2 separate regions of the Homo sapiens genome follow, and region 1 is linked to region 2. A link is a contact called in ENCODE Hi-C or POLR2A ChIA-PET data. All regions are on one chromosome and are shown on one strand. Each heading gives the region's core, a stretch centred on a gene start or an enhancer-like site at or near the end of the contact. The rest is flanking DNA. Distances are from core to core; before and after follow the strand shown. Region 1 overlaps RBM47 (RNA binding motif protein 47). Region 2 overlaps LINC02265 (long intergenic non-protein coding RNA 2265).

The links. Hi-C counts contacts between places; a loop is a spot of excess contacts on that map. ChIA-PET counts read pairs that join two places held with the same protein, here RNA polymerase II (POLR2A). Pooled maps may share reads with other maps.
Region 1: a map of ovary shows a loop between it and region 2 (2.6-fold over the local background). The contact joins two enhancer-like sites. A Hi-C loop is called at or near these places in 1 of 168 maps with a recorded cell type or tissue (ovary) and 2 of 50 pooled maps. POLR2A ChIA-PET finds 5 or more read pairs at or near these places in 4 of 52 experiments (A673, GM12878, activated T-cell and 1 more).

The regions. Positions count from the first base shown.
Region 1 is chr4:40,526,654-40,533,407 of GRCh38, reverse strand. All of the region lies in intron 2 of RBM47 (RNA binding motif protein 47), which reads left to right. Among named protein-coding and RNA genes, the nearest start is that of MIR4802, 28 kb to the right of the region's middle. RefSeq lists an enhancer at 6,230-6,754. Within about 2 kb of position 1,972, at least 2 of the 41 ENCODE cell types and tissues checked have a DNase peak (open chromatin) inside an H3K27ac peak, as active enhancers do.
Region 2 is chr4:40,318,871-40,325,876 of GRCh38, reverse strand. All of the region lies in intron 2 of LINC02265 (long intergenic non-protein coding RNA 2265), which reads right to left. Among named protein-coding and RNA genes, the nearest start is that of CHRNA9, 13 kb to the left of the region's middle. RefSeq lists an enhancer at 364-413. Within about 2 kb of position 4,141, at least 2 of the 41 ENCODE cell types and tissues checked have a DNase peak (open chromatin) inside an H3K27ac peak, as active enhancers do.

The DNA.
Region 1 (6,754 bases), core at 723-3,222, 210 kb before region 2:
GGCTGGAGTGCAGTGGTGCGGTCTCAGCTCACTGCAACTTCTGCCTCCCGAGTTCAAGTGACTCTCCTGCCTCAGCCTCCCAAGTAGCTGAGACTACAGGCATGCACCACCACACCCAGCTAATTTTTGTATTTTTAGTAGAGATGGGGTTTCACCATGTTGGCCAGGCTGGTCTTGAACTCCTGACTTCAGGTGAACCGCCTACCTTGGTCTCCCAGAGTGCTGGGATTGCAGGTGTAAGCCACTGCATCTGGCCTCAGAGAGCATAATCTGTATTCCCTAGCAGCTGTTTTTACTATTGTTTTTCTTATAGTCTTCAAAGATGTATTGGGCTTTGAAAACCTTTTGGCTCCTAGGAAGAAGCTATTTCTGCTTGGTGGAGTCCTGTCTGAAAGTGAATTCTCTGTTTACACTGCCCCATTCATATCCTGTCCCATGAACTACAGCTACAGATCCTCTTTGTAACACTGCTCAGAATAGAAAGTTTAATTACTCTACCCCTAAAATTTTGCAGATTGCAAGAGGCTATAAGCTACTGGTATAGCCTAGAGATCAAGGGATCTTGTGTGGTGTTATGACAACTACTTCTATTTATATGTGATGTTCACTTTAAATATACACAGACATATCTGTACGTTAGTTGAAGGGGGTCTCAAAAATCTCATCTGACCTTTAATTAGACTCCAATAAGAAGTGGTTAAGACATTGACGTATGGGCCAGGCGTCTCAAAAAAAAAATGGAAAAAAATATTTAAAAAGAAAAAAAAAAGGAAAAAGAATAATATTTTTTTTAAAAAGGCCAGGCATGGTGGCTCACGCCTGTAATCCCAGCACTTTGGGAGGCTGAGGCGGGTGGATCATGAGGTCAGGAGATCAAGACCATCCTGGCCAACATGGTGAAACCCTGTCTCTACTAAAATACAAAAAATTAGCTGGGTGTGGTGGCACATGCCTGTAGTCCCAGCTACTCGGGAGGCTGAGGCAGGGGAATCACTTGAACCCAGGAGGTGGAGGTTGTAATGAGCCGAGATCGTGCCACTGCACTCCAACCTGGTGACAGAGCAAGACTCCATCTCAAAAAAAAAAAAAAAAAAAAAATGCCGGGCGTGGTGACTCACGTCTGTAATCCCAGCATTTTGGGAGGCTGAGGAAGGTGGATCACGAGGTCAGGAGATCGAGACCATCCTGGCTAACACAGTGAAACCCCGTCTCTACTAAAAATACAAAAAATTAGCCGGGCATGGTGGCTCCCACTTGTAGTCCCAGCTACTTGAGAGGCTGAGGCAGGAGAATCTCTTGAACCCAGGAGGTAGAGGTTGCAGTGAACTGAGACTGCGCCACTGCACTCCAGCCTGGGTGACAGAGCAAGACTCCATCTCAAAAAAAAAAAAAAAGATAAAAAAAAAAGAGAGAGATTGATGTATGGCAAAACCAAGGCTGGGAGTTCAGGCCCCACAGAATACCCAGGTCTAGAACTCCTGTCTTTGGAAGCTAATTCTCTTTTGTCCTCACCCCCCTGCCTCACTTAACGATATCTTTCACGGCCTTTCCTCTTCATTCGCACTACCATCTTCCTAGTTCAAGTCATAATGTTAATTCCTAAATTACTGCACTAGCCAGAGAAGGAGGAAAAAAACTGTAAGAAACCACATCAAAATGTCATCTGTGGTTGGTAGACATCTGATTTTAATTTTTTTATATCTGCTTTTCTGACATTTATACATTTTACATAATAAACAAGTTTTATTTTCCTAAAGGAAAAACACACATCATTACTGGCATAGCCTTCACCCTGGTATCTGAGCGCATGTCCATTGTACAACCTATCTGTGCCTAGCTATCAGAGTTGCCTTTCTAAAATGTGTTCTCCAGGCTCCTCTGAAACCCTCAGGGTGTCCTGGAATTTCAAAGTCATAACCCAGACCCACCCTTCCGCCTATCCCCTTATCTCCAACCACACCCAACCCAACCCTCTCTGCTTGGCAGGCCAGCATCCTCCTTGTCCTAGGACCAGGGGAGCTCCATTCAGCTCCTTCGCAGCTACTCTCCTCTATACAGAGAACCCCATACTCTTTGTCCTTTCCTCTTTATCTCTCCAGATGTTATCCTTTGAAGCTCAGCTAGTCTGTGGCCAGACCACCCTGATCACTCCCGATCTCATCTGAAGCTCACCTCAACTCCTTCCTTCTCCAGGTCACCTTTGTCACCTTTTTTAATCTGCATCGGGAATGGCAAACAGGTTTCGTTTTATGTAAACCAAGTCCATGCCATTGACAATGGTTGCATAGAGAATTCTATTTTATTTATTTATTCCAGAGTCTTACTCTGTCACCCAGGCTGGAGCGCACTGCCGCGATCATGGCTCACTGTAGCTTCTACCTCCAGGGCTCAAACAGTCCTCCTGCCTCAATTTCTGAGTAGCTGGGACTACACGCATGCACCCCCATGCCCAGCTAATTTTGTTTGCTTTTTGTAGAGACAGGTCTCACTATGTTGCCCAAGCTGGTCCCCAACTCCTGGGCTCCAAGGATCCTCCCACTTCAGCCTCCCAAGGTGCTAGGGTGGCAGGTGTGAGCCACCGTGCCTCGCCTTGCATGGAGAATTCTGAAAGCCTGCCCATGTTCAAAGGAAAAAGAGTCCTGTGATCATAGTGGTTTTTGCCATAGGCAAAAGAAGGAAAAGTGACAGAATGAATGTGACATATTTTTCATCCAGATTATAATAATTATTTTAGACCTGTGATGTCCAGTACGGAAGTCCCTAGCCACACATGGCTATTTAAATTCAGATTAAAAAGAAGAAAAATAGGGCTGGACGCGGTGCTTCACGCCTGTAATCCCAGCACTTTGGGAGGCCGAGACGGGTGGATCACAGGTCAGGAGTTCAAGACCAGCCTGGCCAATATAGTGAAACCCTATCTCTACTAAAAATATAAAAATTAGCTGGGTGCGATGGCGTGTGCCTGTAGTCCCAGCTACTTAGGAGGTGAGACAGGAGAATTGCTTGAAACCAGGAGGTGGAGGTTGCAGTGAGCTAAGATTGTACCACTGCACTACAGCCTGGGCAACAGAACGAGACTCCATCTCGAAAAAAAGAAGAAGAAAAATAATAATAATTTAATTAAAATTAAGTACAGAAGATGCTCCACCTAGAATTTTTAAACTTCATGATCGTCCAGGCATGGTGCCTCACACCTGTAATCCCAGCACTTTGAGAGGCCAAGGTGGGCGGATCACCTGAGGTCGGGAGTTCCAGACTAGCCTGGCCAACATGGTGAAACCCCGTCTCTACTAAAAATGCAAAAATTAACCAGGTGTGGTGGCACACGCCTGTAATCCCAGCTCATCGGGAGGCTGAGCCAGGAGAATCGCTTGAACCCGGGAAGCGGAGGTTGCAGTGAGCCGAGATCACACCACTGTAATCCAGCCTGGGTGATAGAGTGAGACTCCATCTCAAAAAAAAAAAAAAAAAAAAAAGGGGGTCTAATATCCTTAAAATCCATCGTGAAGTTTATTTACTTTTATTTTAATATTTATTTATTTATTTATTTATTTATTTATTTATTTATTTATTATTTTTTAGATGGAGTCTCGCTTTGTTGCCCAGGCTGGAGTGCAGTGGCACAATCTCGGCTCACTGCAACCTCCGCCTTCCGGGTTCAGGCAATTCTCCTGTTTCAGCCTCCCAAGTAGCTGGGATTACAGGTGTGTGCCACCACACCTGGCTAATTTTTGTATTTTTAGTAGAGAGAGGGTTTTGCCATGTTGGCCAGACTTGTCTCGAGCTCTTCGGGTGATCTGCCCACCTCAGCCTCCCAAAATGCTGGGATTACAGGTGTGAGCCACCATGCCCCGCCTTAGATGCTTTTTTTTTTTTTTTTTTTTTTTTTTTTGTGACAGAGTCTCCTTCTGTCACCCAGGCTGGAGTGCAGTGGCACGATCTTGGCTCACTGCAGCTTCTGCCTCCCAGGTTCAAGTAATTCTCCTGCCTCAGCCTCCTGAGTAGCTGGGATTACAGGCATGTGCTACCATGCCCAGCTAATTTTTATTTTTAGTAGAGACAGGGTTTCACCATGTTGGCCATGGTTGGCCCATCTGGTCTCAAACTCCTGACCTCAAGTGATCTGCCCACCTTGGCCTCCCCAAAGTGTTGGGATTACAGGCGTGAGCCACCTCGCCCAGCCACATTTTTGACTTATGATATTTTTTACTTATGATGGGGTTAATGGAAAGTAGCCCATTGTAAGTCAAGGAACATCTGTAAAATTAAAAATTTTTAATATGGTAGCCAGCGGCACATTTCAAGTGCTTAATAGACATATGTGGCTACTGGCTACTATCCTGATAGCAGCAAAGATACAGAAACTTTCCACCATTACAGAGTTATACGAGATGGCCCTGTTTTATTATTTCTTTCTTTATTATTTATTTATTTATTTATTTATTTATTTATTTATTTTTTTTTTGAGACGGAGTCTCGCTCTGTCGCCCAGGCTGGAGTGCAGTGGCGGGATCTCGGCTCACTGCAAGCTCCGCCTCCCGGGTTCACGCCATTCTCCTGCCTTAGCCTCCTAAGTAGCTATGGCCACAGGCGCATGCCACCATGCCCAGCTAATTTTTGTTTTTGTTTTTTTCTTTTTGAAACAGGGTCTTACTTACTCTGTCACCCAGGCTGGAGTGCAGTGGCACGATCTCGGCTCACTGCAACCTCCACCTCCCAGGTTCAAGCAATTCTCCTGCCTTTGCCTCCCAAGTAGCTGGGATTACAGGTGCATGCCACCATGCCTGGCTAGGGTTTGTATTTTTAGTAGAGATGGGTTTTCACCATATTGGCCAGGCTGGTCTTGAACTCCTGACCTCAGGTCTCCCAAGTGCTAGGATTACGGTGGCTCCCATTTTAGATATGTAGTTACATGACAATGCAAGGAAGAATATATTTGCTTAGTGTGTGTGCCTTGTTTTCTCAGTGAGAGACCAAAAGGGTTTTTTGTTGTTTTTTTTTTAAAAAAGCCTCACTCTGTCGCCAGGCTGCAGTACAGTGGCACGATCTCAGCTCACTGCAACCTCGGCCTCCTGGTTTCAAGGGATTCTCCTGCCTCAGCCTCCCAAGTAGCTGGGACTACAGGCGTGCCACCACGCCCAACTAATTTTTGTATTTTTAATAGAGATGGTGTTTCACCATTTTGGCCAGGATGGTCCTGATCTCTTGACCTTGTGATCTGCCCGCCTTGGCCTCCCAAAGTGCTGGGATTACAGGCATGAGCCACCACACCTGGCCCAAAACATTTCTATGGGCAGTAATCTTCGCTTACATTTATTTTGTAACCTTAGTGCACCTAACCAGTGCTAGATATATAAGAAATACTTCGTAAGTATTTGTTGAATTGATTTTTTAGTACTTAATGGGCAGTGCACCATTAAAGTAAAGTGTATGAATTTTGAAATACGAAAACAAGTTTCTGGCCCCTTCTCTTCTGCAAACTAACATGTGACTTAGAATATCTCATTTAACTGAAGCAGGTCAGTTTCCTCAAGGGTAAACAGTTGTAGACTGGACTATATTGGAAGATTCTTCCAGGTTTGGAATTTTGTGGTACATATGGAGTATTCACTTTTAAATAAAAACGTACACCCCCCCACCCCCCAAACACACACACACACACACAATGAAAACTAGCAGGTTAAAAAATATTCTAGCTTATTTTAAACTTCATTTGTCCTGGGAGGCTGAGGCGGGCGTTACCAGTTGAGGCCAGGAGTTCGAGACCAGCCTGGCCAACATGGTGAAACCCCGCCTTTACTAAAAATACAAAAGTTAGTCCGGGCGCAGTGTCTCATGCCTGTAACCCCAGCATTTTGGGAGTCCAAGGCGGGTGGATGACTTGAGGTCAGGAGTTCAAGACCAGCCTGGCCAACATGGTGAAACCCTGTCTCTACTAAAAAATACAAAAAAAAAAAAAAAAAAAAAAAAATTGCCAGGTGTGATCTCAGCTACTTGGCAGGCTGAGGCAGGAGGATCGCTTGAATCTGGGAGGCAGAGGTTGCAGTGAGCCGAGATCACACCACTGCACTCCAGCCTGAGCAACAGAGCTAGATTCCGTCTTAAAAAAAAAAAAAAATTAGCCAGTTGTGGTGGCATACGCCTGTAGTCCCAGCTACTTGGGAGGCTGAGGTGGGAGGATTGCTTGAACCCAGGAGGTGGAGGTTGCAGTGAGCCAAGATCACACCACGACACTGCAGGGTGGCTGCCTGGGCAAGAGAGAGTGAGACTGTCTCAAAAAAATAAAATAAAACAAACACAAAACCAACAACTTCATTTATCTAATTTTTCAAAGATATAAGCCTAGCATTTCCAGATTAAATTCTCTGCCACAGCTATAGCTGACTTGGGCAAGTCAGATGGAGAGGTAGTTGCCTTCGTCAAACCTGGTGAGGTTTTGTACTATCTTTAGTCTCACTACATGCAGCAGTCACCAGTCAATGCTGCCAGCCCTTTTCCATTGCTCTAAGTCAGGCATCAGTAAACTGTGGTCTGTTGTCTGTTTATGTGTGGCCCTCTAGCTAATGGTTTTTACATTTTTAAAAGGTTGCAAAAAAAAAAAAAAAAAAAAAAAAAAAAGAACCAAACTGGGCAGCACAGTGAGAGACCCTGTCTCTACATAAAATAAAAAAATTAGCCAAGTGTAGTGAAGCACACCTGCAGTCTACTCAGGAGGCCGAAGCAGGAGGATCCCTGGAGCCAGGGAGGTTGAGGC
Region 2 (7,006 bases), core at 2,892-5,391:
GCCTCACTCTGGTCCTGGCCCTGATGAGATTCAGCCCAGCTGATGGAACTGGTCAATTCACCTGGTTGATGATTTTTTTCAGAAAGAAAGAGTGAAAGCTCTAAAAATAATCTTTAAAAATCAAAGTCTATTTTTTTAAATGTGCAATTCTACTAAAATAATTAAGAAAGGAGTGAAATTCTCAGCCACAAAAAGAAACCAAATTTAGACACAATTCAAATCCTTTATCTTCTGACAAAGCCAAGGTACTTCACCTTCTCAGCCACCAGGTGTCTCTGTAAACTCCCTGCAGGCCTCTGCACAGGGCACTGCAGATAACGTCATATGTGAAATCTGCTGTTTTTAACCAGCTCTAAAGAGACAGCACATACAAAGAAAAAAAAAACAGCTTGAAATATAACAGCTTCAAATACCAAATTTACAGTGATCCGTCCATTTATCCAGGATTTCTGGCTAATAGCCAAGTGCTTATGATAATCAAATCTATTAACAGATTTAAGCTAAGAAATAGATTATTAGAGTCAAGTTGTCCTAATCAATACACTTTCTAGAATGTTCCTGCTTTATTGTTTTCTCGTATCTTATCTGGATTAATTTCTAACGGAGTATAATTCTGCAAGATCAAAATAGAGTATTCCAGGAACTAACTCTTCCCCTGGTTTGGAGGACTGGATTTTACCCAATTCTTTAGGGTAGAGAATTTTTTGTTGTTTTTGTTTTTGTTGAGGCAGAGTCTCACTCTGTCGCCCAGGCTGGAGTGCAGTGGCACGCTCTCGGCTCACTGCAACCTCCACCTCCCGGGTTCAAGCGATTCTACTGCTTCAGCCTCCCGAGTAGCCAGGACTGCAGGCGCGCAACACCACGCCAGGCTAATTTTTTTTATTTTTTGTATTTTTAGTAGAGACAAGGTTTTACCATGTTGGCCAGGCTGGTTTTGAACTCCTGACCTCAAGTGATCCGTCCGCCTTGGCCTCCGAAAGTGCTGGGATTACAGGTGTGAGCCACCGTGCCCAGTCCTGGGTAGGGAATTTTGAAAACAATATTTAAACCTTTTGTTTATGTTTAAAAAAAATCAGTGCATGAAGTGCTATGGGAGGCCCAGAAAACAAAGTAGTGGGAAGGTTGTACTATTCTTTCAAAGTAAGTTTACCTCGGCTTGTTGTCATCCTTTCCCTTCACATCCTCACCTCACCCCTCAGAAGAAAATGTAACACTTCAGTGAACAGACCATTTCCTCTGAATTTAACATTTTTGTGAGTTAATTCTGCAAATAAGCACTTCGTTCAACACCGTGGGGGACCATCGATCCTTCTTCCAAAGGTCCGGGAAAATGACTCTTGGGAGAGACCTCTGTGATGAGACTCCATGAGCTTCTCTAGCCCGTCTAAGATAGCATTTGTTCTTCATTTTAAAATTGCTACTCATAACAATCCCAATAGGAACATGGCTAATGTTCACAGTGAGGTGCTCACTACTTATTTTAGTACAGTCATTTCTCTGGGTTTCCACGGCAGGAAAACTCCAGCTTTTCTCTTAACTTCCTACGCAATTCCTCCTCATCTGCTTCTTCCCTCAATGTTGGATTTCTCAGGATTCAGTCCCAAGCCTTCTTCTCTTGGTCAAGGTAGAAGAAAATCTTAGCAGTTATAATGAAACCTCAAACTATAAGAAAAGAGGGAGTAATAGTGGGTTCCATGATGCCAAATTAGTTGCATGTCCTGAAGAGGATTGCCAGCCACAGGCTCCATCCCTCATATCTAGGTAGCTGCATCCTTTCTATGAGTCATCTGGGCTTTAAATGGCCATCAGATCACAGGAGGTTTCGTTCAAATGCAGATTCTGAGTCAGGAGGCCTGACTGAGGCTGAGATTCTGCATCCCACGTGATATAGATGCTGCTGGCCCATGGACCACACATTGAGTAGCAAGGTTTAGATGATCATATAATTATAATGAGATATTGATAAAACATACCTAAATTATCAATCACACCAACAGATCAAATCAATATATAATAATGGCTGAACTGGGATAGGGAAGCTGATTTTGAAAAATTTAAAGAATATATGCTTCTGGTTTCCAAAACTCAAAATCTATTCGAAGAGAAAAGGGACCTAAAAGTTCCATGAAATCAGAAACAAGATTCTGTTTTTTCAAAGGGCCCAACCTAAAGATTGATTGTGGCAGGGCGCGATGGCTCACGCCTGTAATCCGAGCACTTTGGGAGGCCGAGGCGGGCGGATCACCTGAGGTCAGGAGTTCAAGACCAGCCTCAACATGGAGAAACCCTGTCTCTACTAAAAATACAAAATTAACCAGGCGTGGTGGTGCATGCCCGTAATCCCAGCTACTCAGGAGGCTGAGGCAGGAGAATTGCTTGAACCCGGGAGGCAGAGGCTGCAGTGAGCCGAGATTGCCCCACTGCACTCCAGCCTGGGCAACAGAGCAAGATTCTGTCTGAAAAAAAAAAAAAAAGCAATGTTATGTCATAATTTCTGTAATCTTTGTGATAACTAGTATGTTTTGCCAGTTTTTAAAGGCTTTTAAGGTATTTAAGATCCAATGGATTTGTGTTGTAATTTTAATCAAGCAAAAAACCAAAAAAACGAACTTAATTTAGGCATGCAATTAACACTTAAATGTTTGGGAAAAAATATTTTCTTAAAAGCATAAGTTTTACTTTATTAGTTATAAATATACTACACACATAGAGAAATGCTGACTGTTGACTAAAAGAATGCTAATTGCTTCACAAATTTATGAGAAGGTCTTGCCGACCTTGTAGTATATCAAACGTGTCAAGTTCCTGCCAACGCAAGATTTCTGCAGTTCCTTTCTCCTAGAATGTGCTTCTCCAACCTTTGCTTGCCTATTTGTGTGTCTGTGTGCTTAATGACTCTTTTATCTTGGATTGTGAATTCTGTGACCATGGAAACAGTTTACCATGGTAATCTTTATACCTCTGCAAAGGTTGCTGGTATTATCCCATTTACAGAAGGCAGGCTTGGAGAGTTTTAAGTAGCATGTCCAAGTTGCAGTGCTGGGATAGAACCGAGGTCTTTCTTACTTGTGAGTCCATGAACATTATTGTGACACTGAGTTCAATAAACAGTGATCACTGATTGAATGCTGCTCAGGTCATCTGCTGTGTTCTGCAAACGCAAAGTCACAGAATTATGGGACCTCCCAGAGCTCTCCTTGAAAAGAACATTTGGGGCAAAACTTTAAACACTACTCCCTTGAAGAGCCAATCATAGAAAACACAATGAAAATATACATCTGTCATTTAGGCCTTAATATAAATTATGCCCCTTGCTCTTTACAAAAATCCATGGACTGATAAGAAAATGAAGGCTGTGCAAAGTGATATTTCCTAGCTTTTTGCATGGAAAGGCAGCATAGCATAGTTAGGAGTAGTGAAGAGTCCCTGAAAGGATTCTGGGTTCAGGCTGTCTGGGTTCAAATCATCGAATTGCCACGTTTTAGCTGGTGGCCTGGGGAAAGTTGTTTAAACTCTCTGTGTTCAGTTTACTCATCTCTAAAGGGGGCAGAACAAAGACTCTGTCATGAGGTTGTTCTGAGGATTGAATGAGGTGATACACATAAAAAGCTTACAACACTGACGACATCTCTAAAAGTAGAGAGCAAACATTTGCTTCATGTCTGATACTCTGTGACAGACGCTCAACTCATACTTGAACCCAGGACATTAGACTTGCATTTCTTTTCCACCGGATCAGACTATACTTCACCATCCATTTTGGCTAGAATGTGCTAACATTTTTGCCCTGCAGGCACGAGCTGCCCTCTGCGTAGCTCTCTTCCTCGTTTCCATGGCTGCATTTCTTTTTCCTGCGTAATTGAAAACCCCAACTGCAGAGGCAGGTTTATTTATAGCTGAAAAATTAGTGTTATTTAGCTTGAGCTTTTCTGCAACCATCAGTCCATTACTGTAAGAGCATCCACATTTACATTGCAACATCCTTCTGTTTTCCCAGTGCCCTGTAATTCTTAATTAGCTACTCAAAACAATGTTTATTGAATGTCTATAGAGAGAGAAACCTGATCCAGCCTTTTTACATCCAAAACCAGTATCTACCCAAAGCTCAGACTCTCACATACCAACCACTTCCTGGACAGCTCTGCTTGGAGATTCCATAGCATTTCAGATGTGGTCAAGTGGAACTCACTATCTTCCCCTGGCCTGCCATGGGTTCCTGGTTTTGATGAAGAAAGTCACCATTTCCCAGTCCCCCATGCCAGATACTGGGAGTTGTCCCAGATTCCCCTCACATACTACTACATCCCATCTGCTACCAGGCTCCATCAATCCTGTCTGCTAAGCCCACGCCATCCCTCTTATCACCCCAAACCCCTACAAGGTAGTATTTCCTGGACTATTGAAAACCATCTTGGGGCTGTTCCTTCTTCCTTCAGTCTCCTTTTCCTCTAGTCCCCACTCACACTGCTGTTACTTCAATGTTTTGGACTCTGACCATGTTACACTCCCCTGCCTGTATGAAATCCTCCCATGTCCCCCATCACCCACAGGATGAAGGCCCTGCTCTAAATCATGGCATAGGAGACCCTTCAAACTCTCTGTCCTGCCTTCCTCACCAGGTGCATCGCCTGCCATCCCACATAGCTTTTTTTCTCTTTTCTTTTCTTTTTTTCCCCTCTATTTATTTATTTATTTATTTATTTAAGACGGAGTCTGGCTCTGTCGCCCAAGCTGGCGTACAGTGGCACGATCTCGGCTCACTGCAACCTCCACTTCCCGGGTTCAAGTGATTCTCCTGCCTCATCCTCCTGAGTAGCTGGGATTACAGGCATGCATCACCACACCTGGCTAATTTTTGTATTTTCAGTAGAGACGGGGTTTCCCTATGTTGGCCAGGCTAGTCTCAAACTCCTGACCTCAGGTGATCTGCCCACCTAGGCCTCCCAAAGTGCTGGGATTACAGGCATGAGCCACCGCACCCGGCCCCACATAGCTCTAATAGCAAGGTGATTTGCTGCACTCTCTCGGGCCTCCATGCTGTTTCCATGTTGTCCCTCAGCCTGGAATAGTTGTCCCCTCCATGCCCAACCAGTGAACAGCTTCTCTTTCAAGTCTCATCTTGAAAATCACCTAATCGAGAAAGCCCTTTCCAACCTCCCAGGCAGAATTCCGTGCTTCCTCTCCTATGTTCTTGTGGTTTCTGGTACATACTTCTATCACAGTGCCCATCCCGTTACTCAACTGTTTACCTATTGTCTCCCCGGCCAGACTGAGCATCTCTCAGATGCTCCATTTGTCTTGGTATCCCCAGTATTTGATATACAAGAGGTGTCCAATAAATGCTCATGAAATACATGATTGTAGTGGTGAGAGCCAGGCCTGACAGAGATCTCTTGATTGGCAGTCACCCTCCTCCCATGCCACAATTCCCCAGGCAGTCTTGGCTGGCCTTCCCTGGGCAGTGACGCTTCTGGTGTCCGCGGTGAGAGGATGGTGGCAGCTGAGTGTCTTAACCTTAATGTGCACACACCTGTGCCAAGCATGGCTCCCTAAAGGGCAGCCTTAAGAGCAAGATGAAACAACCTTGGATGTAAATGCGCCTGGCAGAGAAACTAGCCCCACTGTGACCCAGCTTGTCAGAGTGGATCCCCGTTGCGGAACGGATGTGCTGTGTTTGGGAGCTGACAGATTCCAGTCAAAATGGAAGGACCTAAATGAATTTAGATTCCACCTTTGACCTAGCCTGGATGCAGAGGCTCATGCCTGTAATCCCAGCACTTTGGGAGGCCGAGGCAGGCAGATCACTTGAGATCAGGAGTTCGAGACCAGCCTGGCCAACATGGCAAAACCCCACCTCTACTAAAAATATAAAAATTAGCTGGGCGTGGTGGCAGGCGCCTATAATCCCAGATTCTCGGGAAGCTGAGGCAAAAGAATCACTTGAACCCGGGAGGTGGAGGTTGCAGTGAGCCGAGATCGCACCACTGCAGTCCAGCCTGGGCGACAGAGTGAGACTCTGTTTCAAAAAAAAAAAAAAAATTCTACCTTTGACCTAAATCCAGTGTAGTAATAGCCAAGATAAGTAAGATAAGTACAAGCTCAAGAGTTAAGCTTCTGGAGAAAAGAGAACTGTATTTAACTTAACTTAGGTTGTAAGCCCCTCAGCAGAGGGGAGTGGATCACCTTTTTGATGAGAATACATGTTTTAAGATAAATATTAAAACCACTTCCAGCTGGTCATGGTGGCTCACACCTGTAATCCCAGCACTTTGGGAGGCTAAGGTGGGTGGATCACAAGGTCAGGAGTTCGAGACCAGCCTGGCCAAAATGGTGAAACCCCATCTCTACTAAAAATACAAACATCAGCCTGGCATGGTGGTGGGCGCCTGTAGTCCCGGCTACTTGGGAAGCTGAGGCAGGAAAATCGCTTGAACCCGGGATGCAGAAGTTGCAGTGAGCCAAGATCTGGCCACTGCACTCCAGCCTGGGTGACAGAGCGAGACTCTGTCTCAAACAACACAAAACAAAACAAAAAAAATATTTCCTAGTTTCCCAGTAGAAACAGGCACTGAGAGGTGAGTTTTGATCAGAATAGTGCTGCAAAATCCACTCATACTGCAAATATTTACTGAATGCTGGGCAGAGAGTTCACAAGAATTAACTACACATCATCTCATCCTTCAAGGTGATTATGGAATATTTAGAGGAAAAAGACAAATTTCTAAGAAAAGCTGAATAACAATAAAAGTTAAATAAGTAATGCAAGCAAGAAGACTATTTTTTTTTTTTTTTTGAGAGAAGTCTCACTCTTGTTCCCCAGGCTGGAGTTCAATGGCACAGTCTCGGCTCACTGCAACCTCCATCTCCCGGGTTCAAAAGATTCTCCTGCCTCAGCCTCCCAAGTAGCTGGGATTACAGGCGCCTGCCACCAGGTCCGGCTAATTTTTTTGTATTTTTGGTAGAGACGGGGTTTCACCATGTTGGCCAGGCTGGTCTCAAATTCCTG